Regions from separate parts of the Homo sapiens genome. Here all the other regions are linked to region 5. A link is a contact called in ENCODE Hi-C or POLR2A ChIA-PET data. All regions are on one chromosome and are shown on one strand. The core of a region is the stretch at or near the end of the contact, and the rest is flanking DNA. Distances in the headings are between cores, read along the strand shown. Region 1 holds the start of FNBP4 (formin binding protein 4). Region 2 holds the start of PSMC3 (proteasome 26S subunit, ATPase 3). Region 3 holds the start of DDB2 (damage specific DNA binding protein 2). Region 4 holds the start of MADD (MAP kinase activating death domain). Region 5 holds the start of PHF21A (PHD finger protein 21A).

The links. Hi-C counts contacts between places; a loop is a spot of excess contacts on that map. ChIA-PET counts read pairs that join two places held with the same protein, here RNA polymerase II (POLR2A). Pooled maps may share reads with other maps.
Region 1: a loop to region 5 is called in a map of naive thymus-derived CD4-positive, alpha-beta T cell, with 12 times the contacts of the local background. The contact joins the promoter of FNBP4 here to the promoter of PHF21A in region 5. A Hi-C loop is called at or near these places in 1 of 168 maps with a recorded cell type or tissue (naive thymus-derived CD4-positive, alpha-beta T cell), 2 of 37 single-sample maps with no recorded cell type and 14 of 50 pooled maps.
Region 2: a map of CD8-positive, alpha-beta T cell shows a loop between it and region 5 (5-fold over the local background). The contact joins the promoter of PSMC3 here to the promoter of PHF21A in region 5. A Hi-C loop is called at or near these places in 2 of 168 maps with a recorded cell type or tissue (CD4-positive, alpha-beta T cell and CD8-positive, alpha-beta T cell) and 8 of 50 pooled maps.
Region 3: a map of endothelial cell of umbilical vein shows a loop between it and region 5 (17-fold over the local background). The contact joins the promoter of DDB2 here to the promoter of PHF21A in region 5. A Hi-C loop is called at or near these places in 1 of 168 maps with a recorded cell type or tissue (endothelial cell of umbilical vein), 2 of 37 single-sample maps with no recorded cell type and 7 of 50 pooled maps. POLR2A ChIA-PET finds 5 or more read pairs at or near these places in 3 of 52 experiments (GM12878, MCF 10A and activated T-cell).
Region 4: a loop to region 5 is called in a map of CD8-positive, alpha-beta T cell, with 23 times the contacts of the local background. The contact joins the promoter of MADD here to the promoter of PHF21A in region 5. A Hi-C loop is called at or near these places in 1 of 168 maps with a recorded cell type or tissue (CD8-positive, alpha-beta T cell), 1 of 37 single-sample maps with no recorded cell type and 6 of 50 pooled maps. POLR2A ChIA-PET finds 5 or more read pairs at or near these places in 2 of 52 experiments (T-cell and WTC11).

What each region holds. Positions count from the first base shown.
Region 1 is chr11:47,765,994-47,768,693 of GRCh38, forward strand. FNBP4 (formin binding protein 4) reads right to left here and starts at 1,348. Exons shown (of 17, transcript NM_015308.5): 1 at 1,076-1,348. The coding sequence starts at 1,295. RefSeq lists enhancers at 1-638, 433-492, 639-1,563 and a silencer at 753-1,362.
Region 2 is chr11:47,425,093-47,427,792 of GRCh38, forward strand. PSMC3 (proteasome 26S subunit, ATPase 3) reads right to left here and starts at 1,347. Exons shown (of 12, transcript NM_002804.5): 1 at 1,113-1,347; 2 at 775-858; 3 at 29-154. The coding sequence starts at 1,187. RefSeq lists silencers at 974-1,185, 1,456-1,585 and an enhancer at 1,156-1,355.
Region 3 is chr11:47,213,569-47,216,268 of GRCh38, forward strand. DDB2 (damage specific DNA binding protein 2) reads left to right here and starts at 1,406. Exons shown (of 10, transcript NM_000107.3): 1 at 1,406-1,695. The coding sequence starts at 1,569. RefSeq lists enhancers at 10-846, 847-1,682, 889-1,128, 970-2,169, 1,459-1,738 and a silencer at 1,199-1,408.
Region 4 is chr11:47,268,830-47,271,529 of GRCh38, forward strand. It overlaps MADD (MAP kinase activating death domain), which reads left to right and starts at 1,304. Exons shown (of 37, transcript NM_001376571.1): 1 at 1,304-1,417. NR1H3 (nuclear receptor subfamily 1 group H member 3) reads left to right here. Exons shown (of 10, transcript NM_005693.4): 10 at 1-204. MADD-AS1 (MADD antisense RNA 1) reads right to left here. Exons shown (of 3, transcript NR_120569.1): 2 at 2,250-2,312; 3 at 1,828-2,151. RefSeq lists enhancers at 486-595, 1,069-1,363 and silencers at 746-855, 1,066-1,595.
Region 5 is chr11:46,120,056-46,122,755 of GRCh38, forward strand. It overlaps PHF21A (PHD finger protein 21A), which reads right to left and starts at 1,399. Exons shown (of 19, transcript NM_001352027.3): 1 at 880-1,399. It overlaps LOC105376661 (a long non-coding RNA gene), which reads left to right and starts at 2,090. Exons shown (of 3, transcript XR_931252.4): 1 at 2,090-2,700. RefSeq lists silencers at 1-8, 1,422-1,481, 1,922-2,231.

The sequences.
Region 1 (2,700 bases), core at 98-2,597, 1.6 Mb after region 5:
TCTGCTTACAAACTTCAACATCAAGGGAAGACTCTTACCATGGTAAATAAAAATTATTAATACATCTGCATGGCCGGGCGCGATGGCTCTCGCCTGTAATGATCGCTTGAGCCCTGGAGTTCGAGACCAGCCCGGGAAACATGAACTCCGTCTCTACTGAAAATACAAAAATTAGCCGGGCATGGTGGCAGGGTCCTGTAGTCCCAGCTACCCAGGAGGCTAAGGCGGGAGGATCGCTTGAACCCGGGAGGTGGAGGTTGCAGTGAGCCCAAGATCGCGCCACTGCACTCCAGCCTGGGCGACAGATTGAGACATTGTCTCGAAAAAAACAAAACAAAACTCTTAAAAAGTTACATCTGCAATACTTACAAATACATACAAAAACAGTAAGTATTCTCCAGGCTATGATAGGACCTTTACAAGACACACCAAACACTGCTATTGCGGATTTTTTCCAATTAACGAACCAGCGTGATCTCTGAACATGTGAAACGGTCGCGGCTTCTCCGGCGCCTAGTCCTGGAGTCACTTTTAATCTAAGCACCACTCCAGTGAGAACCACACAAATACTTAGGAACCTACCAGCTCCATTTCTCCAGCAGTTCTGCTAGTGTGGGGATGCTTACTAGCTGGAATATTAAGAGCTTTTTCTAAACGTCTCTATCCCCGTTTCGACAAAACCGAAAGGAGGCAGATGACGTGTGGAAAGGCCTGGCCCACAGTCACAGGCCGCGCACGCGGAAACTCATCCTCACATCCACCCTCTGCGTTACCCAAAACCGACCCGGGGCGTTTGGGAGACTCAGGATGCCCGAACTTCGGTCATATTTCAAACGTTCCCGGGGCAAGCCCTGCACCACAGATGGCGCCTCGGGCTTGGCCCGGGCCGAGGGCGCAGAACTCGGCCTGGCCCTTCTGCGGCCCGGAGCCCAGGGCCGCCCCGCCTGCAGGCCCGCAGCAGGCAGGCCTCGGAAGCCGACCTCGCCCGCCTCCCTCGCCGGGTCTGGCCAGGCGCCGTGAGGAGCCTAGGCCGCAAGCCCTGAGCTCGAGTTCAGGTCCCCCCGCGCACCCTTGCCTTCTGAAGGCGAGTCGTCCGAGGCCGCGGCGGCAGTCACCGCGGTGGTGGTGGTCGTCGCCGCCGACGGGGCGGGCTGGCTGGGGACCGCCGCGGTTGAGTCCGGCTCAGTGTCGGGTTCCGGCTCCGGGTCCCGGCCCGGCGTGCTGCCCCGAGGACCCGGCGGAGAGAGTTGCAGGATGGGCCTACGGCCGGGTACCGCCCGGGACTTCTTCCCCATCGCGAGCCCAAGCGCGAGCAGAGAGCGTCGGGCGGCCGAGAGGGGCGGGCACTGGAGGCTGGGCGCTGGGCCCTGGGCGCTGCGACGCGTAATCAATATTCATACACCGTGACACCGCCTCCAGCCCGGATCCGCTTTCAACCAGCGGAGCACGCGCTTGCGCAAGCGCCTCGGACCCTTCGGCTCTTCTGGCTCCTCCTCACCAGGAGAAAGGGCGGGATTACCAACTGCGCTAGGCGATTGGCTGTTTTGACCCAGAGAAGGGACCGGTGGCCAATGGAAAAGGAAAAAGGGTGAGAGTCCAGCCAATAGTGCGGTAGGGCCTGAATTAGAACGACTTCCCCACTTCCGTCGGGTTCCACCCATGCGCTTTCCCCAAGCCTTTTCTTTGCCTACTTGTCCTCCATCTTGTGGCTATTCTCGGCCTAGAGTTTCATGTTGTCTGTCTTCTAGAAAGGTGTGCTGCTGGGCCCAGCTCACTCACGCCTGTAATCTCAACACTTTGGGAGGCCGAGGCGGGTGGATCACGAGGTCAGGAGTTCAAGACCAGCTTGTCCAAGATGGTGAAACCCCGTCTCTACTAAAAATACAAAAGATTTAGTCGGGCGCGGTGGCAGGCGCCTGTAATCCTAGCTAGTCGGGAGACTGAGGCAGGCGAATCGCATGAACCCGGCGGCAAAGGTTACAGTGAGCCGAGATCGCGCCACTGCACCCCACCCTGGGTGACAGAGTGAGACTGTCTCAAGAAAAAAAAGAAAGGTGTGCTGTTTTCTGAGCCCTTCCCCACGTTTCGCCCGGATTATTGTGGCTTACTTTGGGTATAGCATTGAACATTAAATGGGACAGTGGGTCTTTTACGCTTTTGTAATTTCCTGCAGCACACAAATAGATGTCTCATATTTTCTCGCTTATTAGCTGGGAAAAATCACGAGATACTCCACTACCTACAAGGAAAAAGCCTAAAATTGTTGGGATGGCATACAGGAACCTTACCAGTTTTGTACTACTATCGTCAACATGCTTTAATTTACCCTTGCTTTAACACTGCCCCCTCTCCCGTCTCCTGCCTCTGGAGCCCGCCACTTGGAGCATCACCTCCCTCACTTTTCCTTTGCACTGACTGGAATAATTACTGCATCACATGATGAAAGTCTTTTATTGTTTCATCAGGGCGCAATGCAGACGCAGTGCAGGCGTGACCTCTCCTGCCCAGCCTCTCCCTGGCACTTGACATCCTGTTGACATCCGTCTCCCCTCTAAACTAAGGAATGCGAGTGGTATTTATTTTTATATCCGCAGCAGCTCAGTTCCCACTAAAAATATCTAATACTTACTGAGCTCTATGTGTCAGTCACCAAGCACTTTACACGTAGAATTGCATTTGATCTTTTAAAATGATTATTTC
Region 2 (2,700 bases), core at 97-2,596, 1.3 Mb after region 5:
CTCTCTTCCCCTCCACATACACACACACCTCGATGACGTTGGAGACAAGGTACGGCAGGGTCTTGTTCACTTTGATTTTCTCACTGTTCTCTTTTATCTTGTCCTTCATGGCTTGGAGCTCATGGGTGACTCTCAACACTTCACTCTTCATGATCTGAGATCAGGAGGGGAGGAGAAGCAAATATAAACCCTGGCACAGCTTATGCTAGAGCCCTGTAACTAGTGAGGTCCAGGGTGCCCAGGGGACCCTCCCGCATCCATTCATCCAGCTCTGAGGCTCTCTGAAGGCAGAGTCTGACTGTGTCCACATCCTGCAGAAGTCAAAAGAGGAGGCCAGTTTGGAAACCTCCTGGTGAAATAGTGGTAGTATTGGAATAAAAGCAGGCCTCCGAGAGAGGCAAACATAGGTTTTAGGTTCTGCCTCATAGTAAGAACTGGGTGCTTTATCGCAGTACAAACCTCTCTGGGCCTGTCTCCTCATCTGTAAAATAGGCATTTTACTAAAAGAAGGATTCTTGAGAGGATTATTCCCAGTTCTCACTGGGAAAGGCAATCTGATAACTTCTCATCTCAGCCCAGGCCTCCCACCACCCCCTACCTGTCTTCTTGTCCCTTTTAAGGCTTAGTTTTCTTTCCTCTCTTCCTGATATGAGGGGGAAGCCCGAGCCCCATGTCTCCCCCAGGGTGCCCGATTAGGAAGTACGAGAGGCGACTCGGATCGCCGGGGCCTGTCCTGTGGGGGCTCCATCGCCCGCACAGGAGCTGTGCGCCCACCTTGATCTCACTGTCCAGCAGCCGTGTGCGCTGGATGATCTCCTCCGTGGACATCTTGAGCACCTCCTCCCCAATTCCATCTTGCTGTAAAAAATTATTTGTTTATTTATATATTTACTTTTACTCAGGACAAGCATCCCTCGTTCTCCGAACCCACTCACAGCCTCAGTTTCCACGCCCATAAAACCAGGATGGAGTCAGGACCCCTGCCCACATCCCAAACAACCCCGTCCCCGGGATCGGGCCAGACCTTGACCCCCAGCCACCTCCTTCCCTCTTGTCAATGGCGTCTCCCTGCGGGCCCCGGTTCCCGGACCGCCAGCTCGCCCGGTGCCCACCTCGGCCTCATCCCACACGGTCGCCATCTTCTCCTGCCGAGTCACTGGACTCTCAATATTCGGCAGCAGATTCATTTCCTGGAGGAGCGGGCAGAAGATGGGACCAGGCGGGAGCCGCAACGGGAGATTAATACCGTCTTTCTTAAAGCCTTCTCTTGACCAGTGGAAAACCTCTCCCCACAAATCCCGACTCTTGACCCGACCAGCTCCGGCCGTGCTGCGGAGCAGCGAATCTGCCTCTCCGATTCCAAAGACCAACCCCTGGCCACAGGCCCCGCCCCCGCGGACCCCGAAACGTTCCCGCCCGCGTCCTATTTTTGCCGGGCGCGAGAGGTGGGGCCGCTATTGGCCGACACGCGCGTTGGGGGCGGGGCCTATGTGTAAAACCGGAAAGGGAGGGAGAAGGGTGGGATCCGCGAGGGCCTTTGGGAAATGTAGTCTTTAATCTGGCCCGTGACAGATGCTTGCGGAGGGGCGCGTTCAAACTCAGACCGTGACCCCGCTAGGAATAAGGGGATTTACACAATGACACTGCCTCCCAATTAATAAACGACATAGGCCAGCCGTGTGCAAAGGGCCAAAAAGGCATGCCACCTCAGTCCGCATTTTTACAATTATTTAAGTACAAGCTGGCCACCCGGAGTTACGGGAGGGAATCATTAACCAGCTTTAAAGAGAAATCGCTGCTGCTCCTAACGTCAGAGCAGGCTTCACGGAATTGTCCACGTGGGAAGAACTCAATTGACCATCAGCCTCTACGATTAAAAACATTATGACTCGGGCCGGGCGCGGTGGCTCACGCCTGTAATCCCAGCACTTTGGGAGGCCGAGGCGGGCGGATCACGAGGTCAGGAGATCGAGACCATCCTGGCTAACACGGTGAAACCCCGTCTCTACTAAATATACAAAAAATTAGCCGGGCGTGGTGGTGGGCGCCCGTAGTCCCAGCTACTCCGGGCTGAGCCAGGAGAATGGCATGAACCTCGGAGGCGGAGCTTGCAGTGAGCCGTGATCGCGCCACTGCACTCCAGCCTGGGCGACAGAGCGAGACTCCGTCTCAAAAAAAATTATGTCTCGTATCTGCAATTGTTTGTTTTCTCTGACCATGGTTAGTAATCTCAGTGAGCAGAGCGGGTCTCCGGATCATGGGAGACTCATTCGTTGTACCCTTGTCGGCTATTTTAAATGATCTCTCCTTATCCTTTGAGGTGAGCCCTGGAGCCCCTTTAAAGGGAACTTCATGTAAGCAACATAGCTTATATTTCAAGTCAAACCATCACAAACACTCTGTTAACCTGATGAAAATCTGTGCAATCGTTGCCTTTTTTTTGTTTGCTTGTTTGTTTTTTGTTTTTTGAGACGGAGTCTCGCTCTGTCGCCCAGGCTGGAATGCAGTGGCGCGGTCTCTCCCTACCGCAACCTCCGCCTCCCGGGTTCAATGGATTCTCCTGCCTCAGCCTCTCAAGTAGCTGGGATTACAGGCACCCACCACCACGCCCAACTAATTTTTGTATTTTTAGTAGAGACAAGGTTTCACCATGTTGACCAGGCTGGTCTCAAACTCCTGGGCGTAAGTGATCTTCCTGCC
Region 3 (2,700 bases), core at 156-2,655, 1.1 Mb after region 5:
ATCTCAGCACTTTGGCAGACCGAGGTGGATGGATGCCAGGAGTTCTAGACCAGCCTAGGCAACTTAGGGAGACTCTGTCTCTACAAAAAATGCAAAAATTAGCTGAGTGTTGCGGCGCGCACCTGTAGTCCCAGCTACTCGGGAGGCTGAGGTGGGAGGATCGATGTCCAGGAAGTCCAGCCTGCATTGAGCCCACATCCTGCCACTGCACTCCAGCCTGGGTGACAGAGAGAGGCCCTGTCTCAAAAAAAAAAAAAAAAAAAAGAAAGAGAGAAAGAAAGAAAGAAAAAATAAAAACAGCCAACGACCAAACAAATAAAAGAGCAGTGAGAACCAGACACGGTGGCTCATGCCTGTAATCCCAGCACTTTGGGAGGCAGAGGCAGGAGGATCACTTGAGCCCAGGAGGTCCAGACCAACGTGGGAAACATAGCAAGACCTTGTCTCTACAAAAATAAAAATAAAAAAATTAGGCTTGGGGATACAGGTCTGCAAGCCTACTTGGGAGGCTGAGGTGGGAGGATCAGTGAAACTTGAGGTCAAGGCTGCAGTGAGCTGTGATTACATCACTGCACTCCAGCCTGGGTAACGGAAGAGAGACACTGCCTCTAGGAAAAAAAAAAAAAAAAAAAAAAAAAGGCAAGGAGTTCCAATCATTCTCCCTTCACAGAGAAGCAGCTTGGATTCGATGGGACTGTAGTTTCTGGAATCCGACTGCAAAGCTGACCGCTGGTAGAGCCCAGCTTCTAACTTAGGAAAGGCACTAGCTCTCTACAAAGCCGCCACTCCCCAACTACACCCTGTAGGGACCAGCCAATCCCAAAGCCCGAGCGGGCGTCATCACCAATTGCAAGGCGGGAGACAGAGCCTTGGCTGGCACCGGGCCTCCTCCCCGGACCCGCAGAGGCCTGGCAGCGCCGCGTTTGAGGAGGGTTCGTGTCAGGAAGTCAAGGCTGGATGATCGCTTAAGCCCAGGAGTTAAAGACCGGCCCGGACAACAAAGCGAGACCCCGTCTCTCCAGAAAAAGAAAAAAAGAGAGAGAGAGAGAGAAATTAGCCGGGCGTGGTGGCGTACGCTTGTAGTCCCATCTACTTAGGAGGCTGAGGTGGGAGGATCGCTTGAGCCCAGGAGGTGGAGGCTGCACTGAGCTATGATCGCCCCACTGCCCTCCAGAGTGAGCGACAGAGCCAGACCCTGTTGCTAAAAAAAAAAAAAAAATCCATAAAGCCGGGGACCATCTTTGCTCCAGGGAGGTCAGCTGACCCGGGCTGGCACTGGCCCTGGCGCAGTTCCCGCCCCTCCCGGGAGCGCTGGCACCGCCCCTTGGCACCACCCCCTCCCCGCGCCCCCGCCTTCCAGGAAGGGGCGGGGTCTCCGAGACGGGTGGGGCCGGAGCTCCAAGCTGGTTTGAACAAGCCCTGGGCATGTTTGGCGGGAAGTTGGCTTAGCTCGGCTACCTGTGGCCCCGCAGTTTTGTAGTCCCCGCCTTGTTTCTCCCCAGAGGCCTCTCAATCCTCCCTCCATGATCTTCGCATAGAGCACAGTACCCCTTCACACGGAGGACGCGATGGCTCCCAAGAAACGCCCAGAAACCCAGAAGACCTCCGAGATTGTATTACGCCCCAGGAACAAGAGGAGCAGGAGTCCCCTGGAGCTGGAGCCCGAGGCCAAGAAGCTCTGTGCGAAGGGCTCCGGTACTGCCTGTGCCTGCTGCTTGAATATTTCCGCCTTTTAGGGTGCTCGCGCAGGAGGCTGCAGCGGGGGATGGGTGCTCCGAGGCTCCCGAGGCCCGCGCAGGTCACGGGTGCCTCCGGCTGTGCATTCTACCTGCAGGTCCTTTGACACCAGAGTGTTTAGGTTTCAACACCTCTCCCGCTAGGTAACAGGAAGCAGATGAGCTCCGTAACAACAGACACACGGACTTGTCAGATTCCTTGTTCGTATCAGGGTTCTTGCACAGTTAGGACGGCTTCAGAGAATCCTACCTTTCCTGGCGCTGTGTGTGCTGGATTTCATAGTCACGCTTGTTAGCTGCACGTCCTCGGTGGTCAGTTGTGAGAGCCCCCAATTCCTTCCTCCTTAGAAAGCTCATTCTCTGAGGTTTACTGGGGCTTGAACCTGGGGCTATAAGGAGTTTCGAGACACTCAAAAACGAGCTGGGGCTTGTTAATCAAGTGGTTTTTGTCCATGAGAAGAAAGAATTGGTTGTCAAGACGTCGGACCTATAGTGATTGGGTCCTCAAATACAGTTTGGTGATCAGGAGTTGTTGCTTTATTGCTATTCTAATTTCACTTACCTCCCCAGAAGTAACCTAGTTAAGAGCATTTCCAGGCCTTCCTATTCCTTCTTTTCCTAAACGGTGACTTCTGCCATGCTGCCCTAAAATCTTTTTATTGTGCATTATATGTGATTTATAAAATTGTGACCCAGTCCCATCTCGAGTTTTGCAGCCCAAACTGGGAAGAGTTCTGCATTGTACTTTATCCTTGTGTGTTTCTTTGGCTGGGGTCTCAGGAACCCTGCACGACTGTATTTACTTTCACTTCAGACTTACTGTTTGTGGGAGTGTTTTGGGGAAGGGGCCAAATCCTCACTCATTTTTTTATTTCTGGTGCTCGTTGAGACCACACAGACATGGAAAGGCCGCAGGAGGTGATGAGACAGAGATTAACCGTGCCGAATGAAACAAGGCTTCCTT
Region 4 (2,700 bases), core at 54-2,553, 1.1 Mb after region 5:
AAGAGAGTCAAAGGGTTGCGAGTTTTGTGGCTACTGAGCAGTGGAGCCCTCGCTAACACTGTGCTGTGTCTGAAGATCATGCTGACCCCACAAACGGATGGGCCTGGGGGCCACTTTGCACAGGGTTCTCCAGAGCCCTGCCCATCCTGCCTCCACCACTTCCTGTTTTTCCCACAGGGCCCCAAGAAAAATTCTCCACTGTCACTCTGTGGTATGGCCATAAATGCCTCAGCGCCGCCTCACTGATAGGTCTGGTACTGTTTGAACAGGAAGATCAAAATGAATACAAAATGAGAGAAACCAATTTCTGGATTGGGGGTGGGGACACGGTAATAGAGGAGGAAGCCTGCGATCTTTAGGATCCGCCTCCAGGCCCAGAGGAGGGAGAGTCACAAATGACAGCCTTGGCCGTGAGAGGGGGCCTCTTCTTACTAACCCCCACTGCGCCATATGGGTAAATGGAATGCTGAGGCTTAGGCGCCCCCTTCCCCTGCTGGGATCCGGGTAGGATCCGGTTGCCTTTCTGCGGTGGAGGAGGAAGTGTTGGATTTCAGCGCTAAGGCGTCGGCGGTGCACCTCACGTGCATGTGTAGCATGCCTTGGTTTTTCCTTTGGCATCTGAAAAAGGCACAACCTGAAAGACCTAGAACCCAGTGTCGGTCCCCAGGCCCTTTGGGACAGGAAGAGAAGAGCCGTGTGGCCGCGGGGAGGATGTCCTGAGGCGGGGCTGTCCTCGCGGACTGACTGGACTCCATCTCCCAGCGGGCGCCGCGGCGCGGCCACGCCCCCCCACTCCCCGCGCGCGCCCGGTGGAGGTAACCGCGGCCGCGCGCCCCCCTCTGCCCCCGCTGCCCAGGATTGGTAGGCTCCACCGCTCGGCAGCCGGCTTCCCTGCTCGGACGCCGAGCACCGCCAAAGCGCGTGAGTGGGGGGTGGGGACTGGGGGATGGGGAGCCCGTCAGGAAGTCTCAGGGGCCGATTATCTTGGGAAGTGACTTTCAGAGGAATCCCCATGTCGTCGAAACGGGCGCTATGACCCCGTCGGGTGAGAGTCTCTCTGAGCAACCCAAACAGAAGGTACTGCTGTGGGTCCCCCACTTGGCACGCGACGGCGCTGGGTCGGCCTGGCGCGCCCTCCCGCGCCCACGGGCGCTAGGCTAGGTCTGTGCGCAGCCGCTGTCTCCCGAGGTCGGCCCCGCCCCGCGGCGCTCGGCTCGGTGCAGCCCCGGCCCCCCGGGCTGAATGGTACGGCCCCGGCCCCGGCCTCCCCCTCCGCACCCCGCGCGAGTGGTGCGTGCCCCCCAGTGCAGACGCGGAACTGGCGCCCGCTCGGAGCGGCGCCGCGCTGGGGAGCGACTGACGCCCCGCTGCCGGGGGACGTCGGGCTGGGCCTGGCCAGTCCCCCAGAGCTTGGGAGGTAGGAGAGTCTGGGCCGGTGGGGTCCTGGGCGAGCGTCTGGGGACTCCGAGCGGGAGACGGGCTCTGAGAGGACACCGTGGCTCTTGGAGGAAGGGGTCTCTCAGGAGGCCCTGGGGGAGTGTGAAGGGGCGTGGGGACGGGGGTCTGCCGAGGAGGGGCGGGGACGGGGATGGGGGCGCCCCGGGCAGAGGAGGGGGCTCAGGCTACTGGGCTTGGTTCCTGCCGAGCGGGCGGCTCGGGTTCAGGTTCGGGGCGGGGGCGGGGGCGGGGGAGAACTGTCCAGCAGGTGAGGGGGCGGGCAGAGCTGGCCAGCCCTGGGGCCGAACCCGCACAGCGCTTGGCGGGTGTGCTTGTGCGTGTGCGTGCTTGCGCCTTATTTTTGGCTAGAATTTGGAGAAACACGTTTGGTTCTCAAGAAATTTTTTTTTTAACTTGATATTTCAAAATTGACTTGCTGGAGAGAGAACACCATTTCATCTTTCTGCAATCGCTCTCCTCCCCATCCTCGTGTATCTACCTTCTTCCACCTTTCCCTGCCCTCCCCTCTACCCCAACCCTGCCAGCTGCCAGCCTCCTTGCTCCAGTTCTCCCATACGCTGGACCAGTCTGTGCTGATGAGCTTGCAAGGTCACTGCCTGGGGAGGTAGAGGAGGGGAGGAGAGCCTCCTGTTGTGTTCACGTCAGCAGAGATGTCATATCGCTCTCTGGTTCCTGTGGTTTTACTGTGAGATCCTGTCCAAAATGAGGGACGAATCCAAAGGGTTGGTTAGCATGGCTATTTCTGCTGAAAAGGCATAGATAACTTAAAAGTTTGTGAATCCTAAATCTACCTCTGGGTGGAGCTGATGGTGATGTCGGACTTCAGCAGATAGATATGCATTTTGAGCTGGATGCTTTTGGAATACAGGAAGATAGGAACCAGAGGCTCTACGTTAGTAAACATGGTTGAGGCAAGAGGCAGAGTCGGAGCCTCGTTGGTTGTGAAGACAAGAGTGTGAGTTGTGGGTGATGTTAGAGGATTTAGTCTTTAGAGGAGTTAAAGGTGTTAGTCTTTTTGGGGAGGGGAGAGAGGAGAGAATGAGAAGGAAAATCTTAGTTATCTTTGCAATCTGAATAACTGAAGGCAGTGGCTGCTGATCAGATGTGAACTCTGGCTAAAAATTTATCCTACCACCCGTAGCTAGAATAATAACAAGATCTCAGGGTCCTTGTGGCTCTGGAAGGAAATGATTGTGAGTGACTTGAGTTTCGTCAGATAGTTGTCAGTGGAGAGGGACTGAG
Region 5 (2,700 bases), core at 149-2,648:
TTGCAGAAGAAGAAGAATAAGCGGAATTTCCCCAACGCTGCTCCGGCCACCCAAGACAAATGCACCAACACACTCACACTCACACACACACAAACACACACACTGGGGCCCGGCAGCGTCAGCAGCCGCAGCTTTTTTTTTTTTAAACCAGATCCCTCAGTCAACAAACAAGATGGTTTTCCAAAAAAAAATTTTTTTTAATTAAATAAATAATCATAATAAAAACTTCCCCCCGACAGCATCCCGGGGTGGGGTGGGGGGGATGGAGGAGCCCCAGCTACCTCCCCGGCCGAGGGACAGCCGAGGGGGGGCGGGCGAGGCTCCGTGCCCCCCGCCCCCGCCCGCAGCCCCCGGCCGGCCCCCCGCCGGGACAATGTGACGCCCCCTCCCCGCCGCCCCCGGCACGCCGCCTCTGTCACCGGCTCCGGCCCTGCACTCTGCGCCCAGGCTTCCGAGGCTGCTCATAAACTTACTTCCAATTTATCCTGGGGAGGGGTGGAGGGCAGAGGGGAGGGGGGGGAGCCAAGGTTTTCCCATTGTCTTTTTTTTCGGGGGGGAGGTATGGGAAGGGCACGCAGGGGGGCGCCCCGAAGGGGAAGTTATTGCTCAAATCTCAAGTTGACTGAGGGGTCCTGACGAGAACACCCCCCTTTCCCTCCTCCCTCCCACACACCCCTCCCCTCCCCCTACCTCCCCCCACAACAAACTCCAAGCAGGCAGCCCCTGATCCTCCCAGAGACAAACACCAGCGACAAGACAGAGGGAGAGAGGAGAGAGGCAGAGGGGGAAGGGGGAGGGAGGGGAAATAGAGCTACTCCAGAAAAAAAGAGAGAGAGGAGAGTGAGAAGAAGAGAGAATGGAAAAGCTGGGATACTGCACCCTCCTGCTGCTGGCTGGCTGTCCCCCCTGGCAGCTGGAGGCAGGAACTCTGAGCAGGAGAAGCAGGAGGAGGAGGAGGAGGGAACTCTTCTTCATGGGGAGGGAGGGAAGAAGCTGGAGCTGCTGCTGCTGCTTCTGCTGCTGCTCTGGGCCTCTCGCACTTTTTAGATATTAGTGTGTTAAGATGGTAGGTTGTTCCCTTCTCCCTCCTCCTCCTCCTCCTCTCCTCTCCTCTCTCTCTCACTCACTCTCTCTCTCTCTCTCTCTCTGGGCTGTTTCTTTCCTCCTCTTCCCCAGGCAAGGGGGGGTGGGGAGGAGGGGGTTGGGGGGAGGAACTGGATCCTCCTCCTCCTCCAGGAGGGACACACACAGGCCCCGGGCCGGAATCGGGAGGGGGGAATCAGAGCAGCAGGAGAGAAACTGTAGGAGACAAACAAGCCCAACTCTTCATCCTCCTCCTCCTCTCAGCAGCAGCAGCGAGCACCACCAGCCCATTCACCACCCGGCCCCGGGCCGCAGCACCTCCGCCGCCTCAGCCCGGGGATCCCTCCGCCCAGGCCCAGACACACTCGCCCGCGCGGGAGCCCGCCGCGCGGCCCCGCCGGCCCGCCGCCGCCGCCGCCGTGCGCGCCCCCGCCGCTCCCGAGAGCCGGGCGAGAGGGACTGGGGCTGGGAAAGCGGGGACGAGGGCGAGGGGAGAGGAGGCGCCGGGGGAGAGCGGGCCGCGGCGGGGAGGGAGGGGGCCGCCGGGCGGAGTGGTACGGCGGCCGGCCCGGGCCCCCGCGCCTCGGCCCGCGGCTCCCGGGACGCTCGGGTCCCCCCACCGGGGGCGGTGGGGCGTCGGCGGGGGGGGCGACGGGGGCCCGCGGCGGCGCTCGGGCGGGCGGACTACTTGACGTGTCGGTGCGGCGAATTTATTTCACTTTGCCTAAGGAACGGGGTGTGCTGCGGCACCCATTGCCTAGGGAAAAAACCCGGATGTAAAGTGAGTGAAACTAAACTAGAGTGAAGTAGGGCAGCGGCAGCCAAACTCCAGTGCAGCGGCGGCGGCGGCGGCGGTGATGGGGCCGAGCACCGAGCGGCGGCGAAGGCAGCCAAACTCCGGGGCCCGTGCAGCGCCGCAGCTCGGCTCCCGTGCAGCCGCAGCCGAGGCGAGGCCGGAGCCCGCGGCGGCCCCCCCAACTCCGCGGCCCGAGCCCAACTCCCCCCTCCCGCCGGCGGGAGCTGCAAAGGGGCTCCAGAGCGGCCCCAACTCCCTCCAGTGCAACAGCAGTTTGAAGGGGGGGGGGGAAAGCCGTGAGGGGCAGGAGCGAGGAGAAGTGATGGGGAAGCACTGCAATGGGGGAGCGTGGTCCAGGCAACAGGAGAAAGATGCAACCTCAAGTCGAATGCAACATGCAATCCCCGGCCGCCGCTCGCCCGCTCCCTCCCCTCGCCACCCCGCCCCCTTTCCAAATAACTACCCTTGAACCACTTTATTAGCAGTACTTAGTCCAGCACTCGCTCCCGGGAGGGGCGGGGGACGGGGGCCTTCGCTCACCTTTATTTATTGCTGCTTTCTCCCCCCTCTCCATGTTTTTTATTCCTAAGTTCTTTTGTTCTAAGGGGGATGATGGCATTTACTTTTCTGCTTTGTGTAGCAGGGCAATCACTGGGAATCGGCCACGTATAATCCGGCGGTTTGTCATATTTTATTAGTGAAAGTATTTTATGCCTATTCTACCTCCAAGGACTGTAACATGGAGAATTGCAGGGAGGAGAAAAACATCAGAAGAATTCTTGTTTTGAGAGATTTCTTGGCGGGGCGGGGGAGGGCCTTTT